Regions from separate parts of the Homo sapiens genome. Here region 2 is linked to region 1. A link is an interaction called in ENCODE POLR2A ChIA-PET data of the cell type or tissue named here. Cell type or tissue: IMR-90. All regions are shown on one strand. Links, peaks and the distances in the headings refer to the core of each region. The heading gives the core; the rest is flanking DNA. Region 1 overlaps SPECC1L (sperm antigen with calponin homology and coiled-coil domains 1 like). Region 2 overlaps SPECC1L (sperm antigen with calponin homology and coiled-coil domains 1 like).

What was found. Peaks named below come from ENCODE experiments on the same cell type or tissue, not always from the same donor. Only the 100,000 strongest peaks of a DNase experiment are listed, where the experiment ranks them.
Region 2: POLR2A ChIA-PET joins it to region 1 with 6 read pairs; 2 of 35 experiments call an interaction of 5 or more read pairs at or near these places.

What each region holds. Positions count from the first base shown.
Region 1 is chr22:24,285,491-24,292,433 of GRCh38, reverse strand. The region is part of intron 2 of SPECC1L (sperm antigen with calponin homology and coiled-coil domains 1 like); the gene reads right to left. The region is part of intron 2 of SPECC1L-ADORA2A (SPECC1L-ADORA2A readthrough (NMD candidate)); the gene reads right to left. Among named protein-coding and RNA genes, the nearest start is that of SPECC1L, 18 kb to the right of the region's middle. RefSeq lists a silencer at 19-313. In IMR-90, for the core only: no CTCF peak of the experiment used is centred there; a DNase peak (open chromatin) is centred at 3,143; H3K4me3 peaks cover 325 bases; H3K27ac peaks cover 1,058 bases.
Region 2 is chr22:24,388,651-24,395,593 of GRCh38, reverse strand. The region is part of intron 14 of SPECC1L (sperm antigen with calponin homology and coiled-coil domains 1 like); the gene reads right to left. All of the region lies in intron 15 of SPECC1L-ADORA2A (SPECC1L-ADORA2A readthrough (NMD candidate)), which reads right to left. LOC105372960 (a long non-coding RNA gene) reads left to right here. Exons shown (of 2, transcript XR_938082.3): 2 at 1,258-1,380. Among named protein-coding and RNA genes, the nearest start is that of ADORA2A, 35 kb to the left of the region's middle. In IMR-90, for the core only: no CTCF peak of the experiment used is centred there; a DNase peak (open chromatin) is centred at 3,573; H3K27ac peaks cover 303 bases.

The DNA.
Region 1 (6,943 bases), core at 1,763-4,262:
CATAACTCCTGATATCCCACTTCCAGAAGTTACTTCATCACAGATCAAAGGTCAAAGGAAAAATGGTGTAACAGTCCAAGGTTAGGGACAGCAACTTATTTCAGTGGTTCAGAAACCCCACCCTCACCAACCATCCACCCATGAAAAACACACCAATCAAGTTTCAGAAATATACCAAAAGGACATTGTAAATTTATCTTATTGTCATACTGCATCCAGAAGGATCCACCCTGATTAGAGGACAACACAAATTGTCCTGGATACCACAAGAGAGCTCCAAGGCCGTTCCCTGGCTGAGAAGCACCTTCAGCCCTGGCACAGGGTGGGACGGGAACCCCTCTTGGCAACTACAGGGACAGTCCCCAATCTCTCCATTCTGTAGTTACACCAGGATCTTGATTGCTGTCACTACTTTCTTCTTTCAGTTCCTCCTATTCACCTCCATTAGAATCTTTTCCCCTCAAATGTTTCCAAAATGTACTGCTATTTAAAACCATTTAAATTTCCTATTTAATTAATAATTCTCTGTGCTTATTCAAAAACAACAACAACAACAAAAAGAAAACACTACTATCCAGGAGACTGCCCAACCACGTATGATCAAATCTGTATCCTTCTATATCCCTGGGTAAGTTAACCTCTCTGAAATCTGTTTCTTCATTTTAAAAGGGGGCTGGTAATACTATGTACCTTCCTTATAAGGATGTTGAGAGGATTCAATGAAATAATGAGCCTAAAGTGGTTAGCAGGCTGGCAGCCCACAGTAAAGACCAGATAACATGAGCTATCATAATTTACAGAAGAATATATTGCATGCCCCATGTATGACTACTGCCTTATTAAAATAAAAGCAGCAATTCAAAAGACACTTTGTAAAAGAAACCCTTTATAAGGAATGACTAAAGATTGTTTTTACCTACTACTTATATTAGATTATATACCATGGCCCACAGATGTCAACAAACAACATTAGCTTATGGGTTTTTCCCACTGAAAATTACATATTATGAAAATACATAGTATGGAGTACACTGGAACAAAAATCAAGAGACCTGGATTGCAGTCCCAGGTCTGGCACCATCTATGTGACCTTGTGCAAGTCACCCACACTCTGTGAGCCTTGTTTATAAAGGAGAGTGGATTAGTAGCTTTCAGAAGTTCGAAAATTTCATTTCATAATCTGTACTTTCAGAACACGGAATCAAACAATTTAAGAGGAACTGCTTATTAATTATGACTTTTTATGCCTATCAATACCCACTGAAAATCCAAAAAGGGTTTTTAACCTAAGCAATCTAAATATATTTATCTCTCTTATTTCACAAACTTCATTTTCAAAATGTAGAGATCATATTAAAATTGTAAATTAAGAACAGACTTAAAACACTGAGAAGAAAGAATCACACAGTCAAGGGAAACTATAACTCAGGGAAAGGGCCACTTCAGAGTCAGAAAGTGAATGCTGCTAAATGAAGCAAAATCAACAATCGATTTGATAAAACATGTGTCTTACCAAAAGCCAATCAAAACTTTCAAAAGAAACCCAGTAAGAAGTGTTTAAATCAAATAAATCATAATGTAATGGATTGATCCTATATTCTTCAACATATACATAACCTTTCTTATGGTGAATTATGACACACATTCAGAAAGGTGCATTTTATGTACACATTTTAAAGACTTGGAGTGAGACTCCACTGAAAAAGTCAAGGACTACTAAGAGGGAAAGTCTGAGCCTTGTCATGTCAAAAAACTGCACATGTGCAAGTTGGCATATATTCAAGGTGCATGAAACAGACAGGAGGGAGAGAGAAGCAGGGGTAAGATGCCTTCAGATATGTGATTCTCTGCTCAGTCTGAATCCAGACAGAAGTCCAGTACTGCTCAAAAAACTTCAATGCTTACTGACTGAGGCACAACTTTTAAATGCTTGTTTTTATAAGACAGTACTTTCTTAATTTTTAAAGACAGATTTTATACTATGCCTAAAATTGTAACATGTAGTACATTTAACAGGGTAGTTTCCCATTTCCAGGAATCAACGATATCGGTTATGACTTATGAGGAAAGATGGCATCCAGATCTACCTCCCCTGTTTCTACCTCCAACTCCAGGACGAAAGAAACTGTACTCTATGTCCTCTCCCCACTCCAGGTAGGCACTCCCCCTTAAACAGCCTCATGGCCACGGAAGGAAAATGCAGCTCCTTTCTGCTTTAACCCAGTTCTTCTCACAATTCCCTCCTTTCTGCCTGTCCAACCAGTTAAGAAAGTCTCAAGGTGAATCCACAGGAGAAAGACTGCTCAGTCACGCCTGAGTGGCCACTTTAATCAAGATAAGGAGGTGATGGTGAGCAGGGCCAATGAATCCCCAGTGGAGGGATGGAGGCCAAGTCATGCTGCAGTGGAGTGGAATAAAAAGCTGAGTAGGAAAGAAAAGGATAAAGAACATCTCAAAAATGTGTGAAGGGGAGAGAGCCGGGGGTAATGAGGAGGCAGAGACACTTTGTTGATGTTGCCATTGTCGTTTAACTATGAAAGTAAGCTGCCTGGAAAGCACCAGCCAGACAATGTGGAAAGCCCACACTGCACAAATACTAGGGCACTGATTCTCATAATAACCCCACGTGGACAGAAAGGAAAAACAAACTTTGGTTAGAGAGGAAAGCAAGCACAACTACATATAGGATGCTAGACCAACCACAACTACACATAGGATGCTAAAAAAAAAAAAAAAGGAGGTAGTTATCAGTAATACCAACTCAAATGGCCACTAAACAGCACAACTGTATTCCCACTTGTTTTGGCCAACGAAAAGCTCACTCACACTAACTTATGATTTCTATTATTCTATGAGGCTTAACCCAAGAAAATAATTAGAAACGATTAGAAGCTTCCTGGATTTTTTTAAACTTAGAACCATGTAAGTCTTCTCCTTCTTTCTACTTTTTAAAAAATAATGAAATAAAAGTCCTAATCTTATGCCAAGACCTCTTCAGATCCATTTCTGGAGATCTTCTCTCACTTTAATGCAAGCTGCTGGAAAGGACGTTAAACTACTGACAACACTTAACATTCCAGACAAGTGACAAGCCTGGAAAAGGACAGCCTAAAAGAATGTCTGGCAACAGTACATAAGTGATTTTTCCAGATTTAGTCCAAAACACATTCGTTCCCAAAGTTCAAACTGCCAGAATGCAAAAAATTTTGCGTCTCCTCTGGCCACTACCTCCTTAGCCAAAGTTTCTGAATATTTACAAAAAGAAAACGTTTATTCAGGATCCTTTCAAACCACAGCTTTATGCTCAGACTCTTGGCAGGCAGTTTAAACTTGCACAATTTGGTATCGATAAAATTAACTGTCAGCCATAGTTTTAATTCAAAACATCAATCTATTTGTACATTTATAACAACCTCTGATGTGAAATACTAAATGAAACATTTCATTTTGCACTTCATTAATGGTTCAAATATAACAATGTAAAAAATCCTTTCTAAAAAGCTTATAATTGGCTGGGAGCAATGGCTCACGCCTGTAATCCCAGCACTTTGGGAGGCCAAGGCAGGCGGATCACAAGGTCAGGAGTTCAAGACCAGCCTGACCAACATGGTGAAAACCCGTCTCTACTAAAAGTACAAAAATTAGCCAAGTGTGGTGGCAGACACCTGTAATTCCAGCTACTGAGGAAGCTGAGGCAGGAGAATCGCTTGAACCCAGGAGGCAGAAGTTGCAGTGAGCCAAGATCACGCCATTGCACTCCAGCCTGGGCAACAGAGCAAGGATATGTCCAAAAAAAAAAAAAAAAAAAAAAAAAAAAAGCTTAAAATTTTGGATTTGAGAAGTCTTTCTAAACTAAATAAGTTAAAATAGAATTCAAATTCAGTGTAGTAAAAACTAAGTCTTTTTTTCAACAAGCATTTCACTGGTTAGGTTAAAAAGAAATTAATAAAAAATGCTAAGAAGTTCTTTTTCCCTGTGTCTAGTGAGTATAAAGCAGTGGTACTTAATGAGGGGTAGGGGACAATTTTGTACCCTAGGGGATATTTGGCACTTCCTGTACACATTTTTCGTTGTCACAACTGGGTGGGAGGCAAGGTGCTACAGACAGTGAGTGTGTAAGAGGCCAGGAATCCTAGTAAACTCCCTACAACACACTGGACAGCCCCCCACGACAAAGAATTATACAGCCTAAAATATCAATACAGTCAAGGCTGGGAAACCTTGGTATAAGGGGACTGGTTAAACTTGGAAGGAAGGGTTTGTCTTTCTGTAAATCGTTCCGTAAAAAAGGTCTCATGTGTACAGACAATCTGCTGAGAAAGCCACAGTTCTGGCAGCTGGCAGAGCTGAAAGAGAAGGGAAAATCTATGCACAGGGCCCTTGGATTTCCACCCATATTCCCCAGGAAAGGATACAGTTCCAGGAAGGGCTCTCTCTGATCTCCCGGAATGAAATCTGAGATGAACCACAGGGCCTTATTGCTTACCTGTACCTCCTTTTTGTAGTTTCCAGCTGGCCTGGCACAGACTGACAACCCCAAATGGATGGTCGAAATCCACTGTTCTCCAGTCCCTCTCAAACCTCACCGGCAAGAAGGAAAGAAACTAAACCCCGAGGGCCCATTATATTCCAGCGGGGTCCTAGGGATTCCACACTCATTCAGTTCCTTTACATCATAAGAAGTGGGTATTATAATATCAGATCCACTGTAAAAGGTGATCCCGAAGCAAATGGTAGAGCAGGAGTCTGAATAGGGGCACCTCCAACAGCCACATCCACCCCACCACAGCTCCCAGGGGTTTCTTTCTAATCTCAAGGGTGGCCTATACCCTGGGACTATAGGGGGCCTTGGTGTGCTAAATCTTCAGAGACATTTTTAAACGGTCAAGACGCCTCTTGGCGACTGGAAGAAGTTCCTGACCTCGCGGCATTCCCTCCTTCCCATCCCCACTACCACACCAATCCTATGCCAGCCTGTCTGTGTCAGGGAAGAAGTCCAGCTGGACAACTCTGGCAGCCTCCTGTCGCCCTCCCCTGCCAGCAATCCTTCTGTGCCACAGCTGTGTGTCCACACTCTAAAGCACACATCCCACCAGGCCACTCTCCTGTAAAATAATGCCTCACTGTCCCAGGCCAAATACCCCAGCGCCGATACCTGCTTCTTCAAATCCAGGCTCCAACCCATCCCTCCATCTCATTTCCATTTTACGTGCACACATAGTCACACACTCTCACATACCCACACTTTGGCTCCTACTGTTCCTACCCCTGAAAACCCCTTACCACTTTCCTCCCTGAGAAATAACTGCTCGTGCATCACTTCAGGACTCAGCTCCACTGCCGTGTCCTTAGTGATACCTTCCCTTGTCTCTAGTTGGTTGGCCCCCCATCCCTCTTACCTTTCTGGCCACAGCACTCACCTAAGTGTCTTTTATCCAGACAACATTTAGGGTATACTTAGACCAAAAAAGTCATCACTATTTATCTGAAATTCACATTTACTTATTTTTAATTTTCATTTTTTTGGAGACAGGGTCTCGCTTTGTAGCCCAGGCTGGAGTGCAGTGGCGCGATCTCAGCTCACTGTAACCTCTGCCTGCAGGGTTCAAATGATTCTTCTGCCTCAGCCTCTTACTTGAAAAACAGACAAAAGCAAAGCTATGATGTGAATAGCCTGAATTACTGCAAAAAGTACATGAATGTCAGAAGTAAATCCTAACTCTTACTAGATAGGTCAGTTAATCAGTGACACAGTTCACGGCCTGTTATTAAGATATCCTATAACTGAGTCTAGAACTTTACTCACTTCTTAGTGGTAGGACAAAGATATAAGACAGAAAAAGAGGAAAGCAGTAAAAAGTACTTCCTTTCAAATTCAAAATGTCATGGTCCATACTTCCTTGTTAAAATGCCGAAACACACCATATGACTCAATTATTAATACAATAATTTTGCTGTTACCAACTTAGGATAAGCTTCACCTATGTCTTTATCTCAGGAGCAATGTATTGCAAGTTCAAGCAATAAAGTGTAATTACATGCGAGAATGTCAATATAACATAACCAATCAGGTACTAAAAAAACAGAATATGTAAAATAACTATGATGTTTCTTCCCAATATTTCATTCTCATTTTTAAAAAGTAAACTTTCAGAACAGTACTGTAAGACATAAGCAAACTTTGACTTTCAGTAAAAGGTTACTACTAACAGCAAGTGTCAAGAATAGACTACCATGCAGATTTCACTGCAGCTTACCCCCACTTTATCAGATGGAAGTCTTAAATCTAAGCCTTCGAAACTATATTCTAGGTTACAAACATCACCAAAAAATCACCAAAGCCCTACACACATATACATGCCTCTGAGAATGTTGCCTGTCGAATCTGATTTACTGAATAAATGAGTAACTTGATTATTTTAGCTTAAATAAACAATCGCTTTTAAGGACTTCAAAACACAAAATCAAGATTTTCTTTTCAAAAAAGAACAGCGCGCCAGGCGCGGTAGCTCACGCCTGTAATCCCAGAACTTTGGGAGGCTGAGGCGGGCGGATCATGAGGTCAGGAGTTCAAGATTAGCCTGGCCAACATAGTGAAACCCCGTCTCTACCAAAAATACAAAAATTAGCCGGGCTTGGTGGTGGGTGCCTGTAATCCCAGCTACTCAAGGCTGAGGCAGGAGAATCACTTGAACCCAGGAAGCGGAGGTCGCAGTGAGCTGAGACCGCGACACTGCACTCCAGCCTGGGCGACAGAGCAAGACTCCGTCTCAAAAAAAACAAAACAAAACAACAAAAAAAAAAACAGCAGTATTGTTTTAGATCATAACACTTAACATAGACCACGTGATACACAGAAGGCAGCTCTTTGAATAGGAGCAGCCTGGGACATTTGCTGGCTTGTATTCATGAATTTACATACCAAGTGGAAAGAACTCAGACT
Region 2 (6,943 bases), core at 2,530-5,029, 100 kb before region 1:
ATCCTTTCCTTTGCAATCCATGAAAATGTCTCTTAAACAAATCTGCTCTTCTTCCTCTGTCTTTTCTGGAGCAGCTGTCATTGACCCTGATGAAATATCTCTTCCTTGGAGAAGACATGTCCTCTTCCTTTCCCCTCAGTCCCTCTCTGGTATTATGGGGCATCTTGTATGTGTCAGTGTGACCAGGCTGTTTTCAAGGTGCTCTTAAATCCTTCACTCTATCACATGCAACCTTCCCAACTTAAGTCCACAGGCCAAAAAGTTCACCTCAATCCATACCTCACATCGTATTGGGAAATGAACTCAAAATGAAGTACAGACCAAAATGTATAAAAAATTATACTTTCAGGAGAAAATCGTTGTGATCTTGGGTTATGCAAACATTTTTTATTTACAACACAAACACATGTATGCTTCATAAAAGAAAAAATGTATAAATTGCATGTTATTAAAATTAAGAATTTCTGGCCAGGCGCTGTGGCTCATGCCTGTAATCTTAGTACTTTGGGAGGCTGAGGCAGGCAGATCACTTGAGCCCAGGAGTTTGATACCAGCCTGGGCAACATGATGAAACCCTATCTACAAAAACACAAAAGTTAGCCAGGTGTGGTTGTGCATGCCTGTAGTCTCAGCTACTTTGGAGGCTGAGGTGGGAGGGTCGATTGAGCCCAGGAGTTCAAGGCTGCAGTGAGCTATGATTGCACCACTGCACTCCAGCCTGGGTGACAGAGTGAGACCCTGTCTCAAAAAATCCCTCAAAACAAAAAATACAAAGAAGATATACGGTGGCAAATAAGCATGTGGAAAGATGCTTAACACCATTAGTTATCAGGCAACTGCAAAATTAAAACCAGGAAACAGCACTACACGTTCCGAATGTCTAGAGGCTGACCACATGGTCTTGGCAAGGATATGAAGGACTAGAATTCTCCTTCACTGCTGGTGGTAAAGTGACAGGGTAGAGCCAGTCTGGAAGACAGTTGGGCAGCTTCTGAAAATGTTCAACCTATACCTACCACATGATCCAGCAGCTAGTCCACTTTTCAGATGTCCTTATGCATATGCAATGGACTGAATATTCCTGTTTCCCCAAATTCTTATGTTGAAATCCTAATCCCCAATGTGATAATATAGGGAGGTGGGGTTCTTTGGGAAGTAATGCGGTCATGAGGGTGGAGTCCCCATGAACGGGATTAGTGTGCTTTTAAAAGGGACCCCAGACAGCTCTCTCATTCTCTTTATGTCTACCATGTGAAGACACAAGATGGCAGTCTGCAACCTGGAAGATGCCCTCACAAGAATCCCACCATGCTGGCATCCTGATCTCAGACTTCCAGCCTCTAGGCCTGTGAGAAATAAATTTCTGTTGTTTATAAGCCACCCAGGCTATGGTACTTTGTTACAGTAGTCCAAACTGACTAAGACACCATATGAACACCTGCACGTGAACGTTCATAGGAGTTTTGCTTACAATAAGCAATAACTGGAAACAACCCAAATGTCCATCAGCAGCTGAATGGCTTAATAATTGTGGTAAACCCAAAAAATGGACTAACACTCAGGGAAAAAAAGGAAATGAGCTACGGTTACACACAATGACATGAATGAATCTCAATGTGCTAAGTGAAAGGAGCCAGAACTCCCCTAAAATTGTACACACTATGATTCTATTTATATAAAACTATAACAAATACAAACAATATACAGCAACAGCAGATCAGTGGCTGTGTGGGGATGGGAAATGTGGGGGAGAAGCAGGATGACGGCAGTACAAAGGGGCACGAGGAAATGTTCATGGTGATGGTTTGTCTATCATGTGGTGATAGCTTTCACAGGTGTATATATGTGACATATATGTATATGTATGTCAAAAGTTATCAAGTTGTAAACTTTATACGCAATTTATTATGTCAACTATACCTCAATGCAACTATTAAAAAAAAGGAAGCCCAAGGCCACAAACACATTTAGGTACCACACAGGCTCTCTCTGTTTTAGAGCTTTTTAACTGAATGTAGTACAGGTATAAACCATGGCAGAACTGGATACAGTCCAGGCACAGTCCAAGGGACCCTGGTCAAAAGCTGATGTCTGATGGAAGATATCCTGGGTGGACGCTAACTGGCAGAAAGTCATCTTGTGTGTTCCAGGGTATAAGCTAAATCTTAGGTGAATCACTAGAAAGTCCTGCAGCTGCAAACACACCTGGCTTACATCATGTAGCATTCTTCCCTACACCACCACTTAATCTCACCCTCATATTGCCTCATCTACCCAGATTCCCTCTCATTTGTGAGGCAACATTAAAAAAGCATCATAAGGTTCTGTCAGGTCACTGTCACATTATTAGCTTCTCTAATTACTTAAGTAAGAGATAACAGTCTCTGTGGCAGATTAAATTTTCCAAAAATGACCACAGCAGTATTTCTGGCCCCACATCTTCTTCAGAAGCCTCCTATGCCCCATCAAAAGGTGGCGCCTATTTCCCTTCCCCTTGTAACTGCCTTGACAAACAGTATGGTAGAAGAGATGCTGCATGGCTTCCAAGACTGTGTCATCAAAGGTGGGGTGGCTTATGCCTGTCTCTCCCTCTCGACAACTGTCCTTGGAATGTGGCCACCACATTTTGAGGAAGCGCAGACCAAATATTGGAGAGGCTACATAGAAGTGCTCTGGCCACAGGTCTAGTGAAAGTCTCCGCCAACAGCCACCAGACCTGTAAGGGAGGGAGCCATCAGCTAGTTCCACCTCTCCAGTGGCACTGAGCTGAGTAGAGCGGAGATGAGATGAGATGAGATATCCCCACTAAGCCCCACCCAAACTGTAAACTCAGGATATAAATAGACGTCATTATGTTAAGCCATTAAGTTTTGGGTGGTGTTTATAGATAACCAGCCTCTTTTCTACTGAATCTAAAGAGTGCATTCAGAAAGGAAACTAGTTTCTCTCTCTCCCGCCCTATGTTGTCTAATGGCTAATTACCCTTCCCATAATCATTTATCATGAGGCAGCAACAGGGCATCTTTACAAATAACCTGCTTCTCAAATGGAGAGGTCACCATAAATTGCCAGAATGACCTCAGGCTAAACTCATTTGTGAAAATCCAGAGCAATCATGTATCTAATGAAATCAACCTGTTGAACTCCAACTTGTCTGTGGAGGCCACATCCTTATGTTGTCATCCCATCCAAAGTGGATGAAGCACAAGAAAACAATGATTTCTCATGATGCAAGGAAGTCAAGAACTGTGCCTGTTATTTGAGATGATACATAAAGATTATTTGACCCAGAGAATTTAATGATTCTGCTTTTAGCAAAATAATTAGGCAGCTCTTGAAAATGTTACTTATCTGATTTCTGTTTCTCAGCATTACTCGTAATAAAAATACCTACTTACTGGAAACTTACTGAAGAGTCTGGGACACTGCCGTGGAGGCTGGACAGCTCAGTGGAAAGAGCCTGGGGCTGGGAGCTTGGAGAGCCAATTGTATGGTCTTAGGCAAGCATGGCACCTTTCTGATTTGCAGATGTGAAATGGAAGCCCTGGGTTTGTGATTTCTAGGGGCTGTCTCAAGTCTGACTTCCTCTAACTTCTGAGAATGGAATGTGGGTGCTGATTCACATGAAGTATTTCACATTTTATCTAAGGAAATGCATCCTGAGACAATTATCTTAAAGCTAAACAAGAGCATTGGCAAACAAACCATTTTATTACATTCGGCAGGTTTTCTCCATGTCATTAGTGGAAGTTAAATGGAAAAAGAATGCAAGAAAAAGGAACAAAACCTTGAGCTAAAGGGAAGACAACCCTGTAGAGTTCCATTCAAACTGCTTAGGTCTGCCCACCGCCAGTAGCCCATCTAGTTGGTGAAGTAACAACAGGTACATCCAAGCTACTGCTGTTGCTGCCAACAGACCATGCCTCCGCCAGGGCACCATTCCTAATTCTCTTTCCAAATCCAAATGTACCGGTCCTGAATGCAGCTCTGAAAAATGCTCACAGTGAGGGGAGTGAAATGAGCATTTAAGGACTGGTGCTGTATACAAGGCCTCCACTCCTTCCCCTGTTTGGGAGGATCTAATTTGTGTCATCCAGGGGAGAAAAGCCTTGACTGAGTAGTCTCATCTACCACACACAAAACACACTGATCAAACTCATTTATGGTAATGGCACTAAGCAACTGATTTTTAAAATTACAGCCCTGAAATTTCTGGAAATAGATGTTAATAGTAGCTATCAAGATCATGTTTAAACAGAATGCAGTAAGTACACTGTGATTCTGGGAAAACTTTGTTTCCCAGCTGCTATGTTTGACATTAAAAGGAATGCCCTGAAAACAGGAAAGAGTTCTTTCACTTCACTGGGACAGAAAAGCCATCAATTAACCTCTGCTGTGTGCAGTAAAGAACACAGGCCCGGCCGGGCGCAGTGGCTCACACCCGTAATCCCAGCACTTTGGGAGGCCAAGGCGGGCGGATCCCAAGATCAGGAGATTGAGACCATCCTTGCTAACAGGGTGAAACCCCGTCTCTACTAAAAATACAAAAAATTAGCTGGGTTTGCTGGCATGCGCCTGTAATCCCAGCTACTCAGGAGGCTGAGGCAGGAGAATCGCTTGAACCCAGGAGGCAGAGGTTGCAGTGAGCCGAGATCGCTCCACTTCAGTCTGGGCGACAGAGTGAGACTCTGACTCAAAAAAAAAAAAAAAAAAAAAAAAAAGAAAAGAAAAAAAAAAAAAAGGAACACAGGCCCAAGAAGAGCCCTGAGATACAAGCTGTTTCTATTCCCCGGTGGCTCCAAGAAATGTGAAGCTCTTGGCCAACCGCTGAGCCTTCGGGATGAAGATACCTTGTCATCAGGACAGAAAATGATTAGACTCCAGGAGTTTTTATTGCTTCACTGTGGAGAACTTATGAGTAGACACAGTCCACATAAAGAATGGGTGGGACGCAAGGCTGGCCATTCTTGTTCCCCTTTGTTCAAGTATTTTTAACCCCTGGAACACACTGATATTTACAAACAATAAGATCTTTCTGTATACTTAGTTTCCATGCAAGTGACAATGTAAAATGAAAAGATTTAGACTTTCAACCTAGATTTGATTCAGATCAAAACTCTTATCTACTGCCAGCACCTTTTTTTATTTTTTAACTCTGGGAAGTAATTCCTGTGACCTAAGATTCCAGTTATAGAAGAGGAAATTAAACCAACTAAGCTCTGCTTGGACTATGAGGAATTCCTAATGCATTATTTTAACAGCATTCTGTCTACTGGAAGAACTCCCAGCTTTCTCTAACCTTTCTCATGCCACACACCCCTAGCCCAGTCCTAACTCTGATCATGGAGAGAGGACGCTAGGAAGGTGGAAGGGTGAGAAAAGGAAGGATCAGGGGAAGAGCGGCATTCTGGAATGTTTTCCAGAGAGGAAACTAAAGTCCTCTTTTTTTTTTTTTTTTAAGGGTTGGGGTAGGGGATGAGTAGAAATAACATTCCCCTTCAAGGCTGGACACATAAGGGAAAGAGGGATGACATGTGAAAAGGAAGCGTCTCTATTCCCTTGTCTTTTCCAGTATGTAGTGTCTAGGAAGAATCAGAAGAAACTTGTGCTTTTGGGCCCAATCTCTTTAGGTTAGGAAAGTCACCTTTATATAAGAATCTACTCAACCCACAGGCTTTGAAATGGTGGCAATGAGTAGTGGCCTAAGGGGGTGTGACTAACACCAAGTGCTAATCTCATGCCTGGGTTGTGCAGGTAGCAAGTACCATACTTAATACTTCATACAATTTATAAAGAGCACTTCCTTTTTCTCCTATTTGTCTCCTATTTCTATTATTACAAAGGAAGCTGTGAAGGACTGAGCTATTTTTATCTGTTCACTAGTTCTCACTCTATTGATTCTTCAATCTATGGGGACACACAATTCTGGGAGAATAAAGGTAAGTACTTCTTTTCCTTGCTTAGGAAAGAGGGTAGGGAAAATAAAAAAGAATCCCAAAATGACGCATGCTAGGAAACTTCTGGCTGCAGTAGAGCAAAGAGGTAGATAGATCCTTTCCCTAAAAAAAAAAAAAACCCGAAAGCCCCCACAAACACAAATATAAACCTGGACAAAAGTGTCACAAATTACCATTTTAGGGCAAATCAACCAAAGGCAAACAACAAACTAAGAAGTATTATTGGCCAGACACAGTGGCTCACATCTGTAATCAGCACTTTGGGGGGTTGAGGTGGGTGGATCACCTGAGGTCAAGTTTGAGACCAGCCTGGCCAACATGGTGAAACCCTGTCCCTACTAAAAATACAAACATTAGCCGGCCATGGTGGCATGCACCTGTAATCCCAGCTACTTGGGAGGCTGAAGCAGGAGAATCGCTTGAACCCAGGAGGCAGAGGTTGCAGTAAGCCAAGATCGCACCATTGGCTCTCCAGCCTGGGTGACAAGAGTGAAACTCTGTCTCCAAAAAAAAAAAAAAAAAAAAAATCAGTTATAGAAAGGAGTGAAGTACTAACACATGCCACGTGGAAGAACCTCAAAAATATGGTACATGAAAGATGCCAGTGACAAAAGACCACAAATGATTCCAGTTACATGAAATGTCTGGGACAGGCAAACCCATGGTGGCTGCCTAGGGCTGTGAGGTGGTAAGAATATTCTAAAATTCATTGTGATGATGATTATACAACTCTGTGCATATACTAAAAACCACTGAACTGTCCAACTTGGTGAGTTGTATGGTACGGGAGTTGTAAAAAAAATAACACAACTAAATCTTAGAAACTCAACTCTCAGAAGTTAACTTTTATAAGATATCTGTGGTAGGCCCATAAGCTGTTGATGTCTTAATCTCTGGAACTTATGAACATGTTTATTTACATGGCAAGAGAGTTTGCAGATGTGATTAAACTAGTTCAACCATTGTGGAAGTCAGTTTGGCGATTC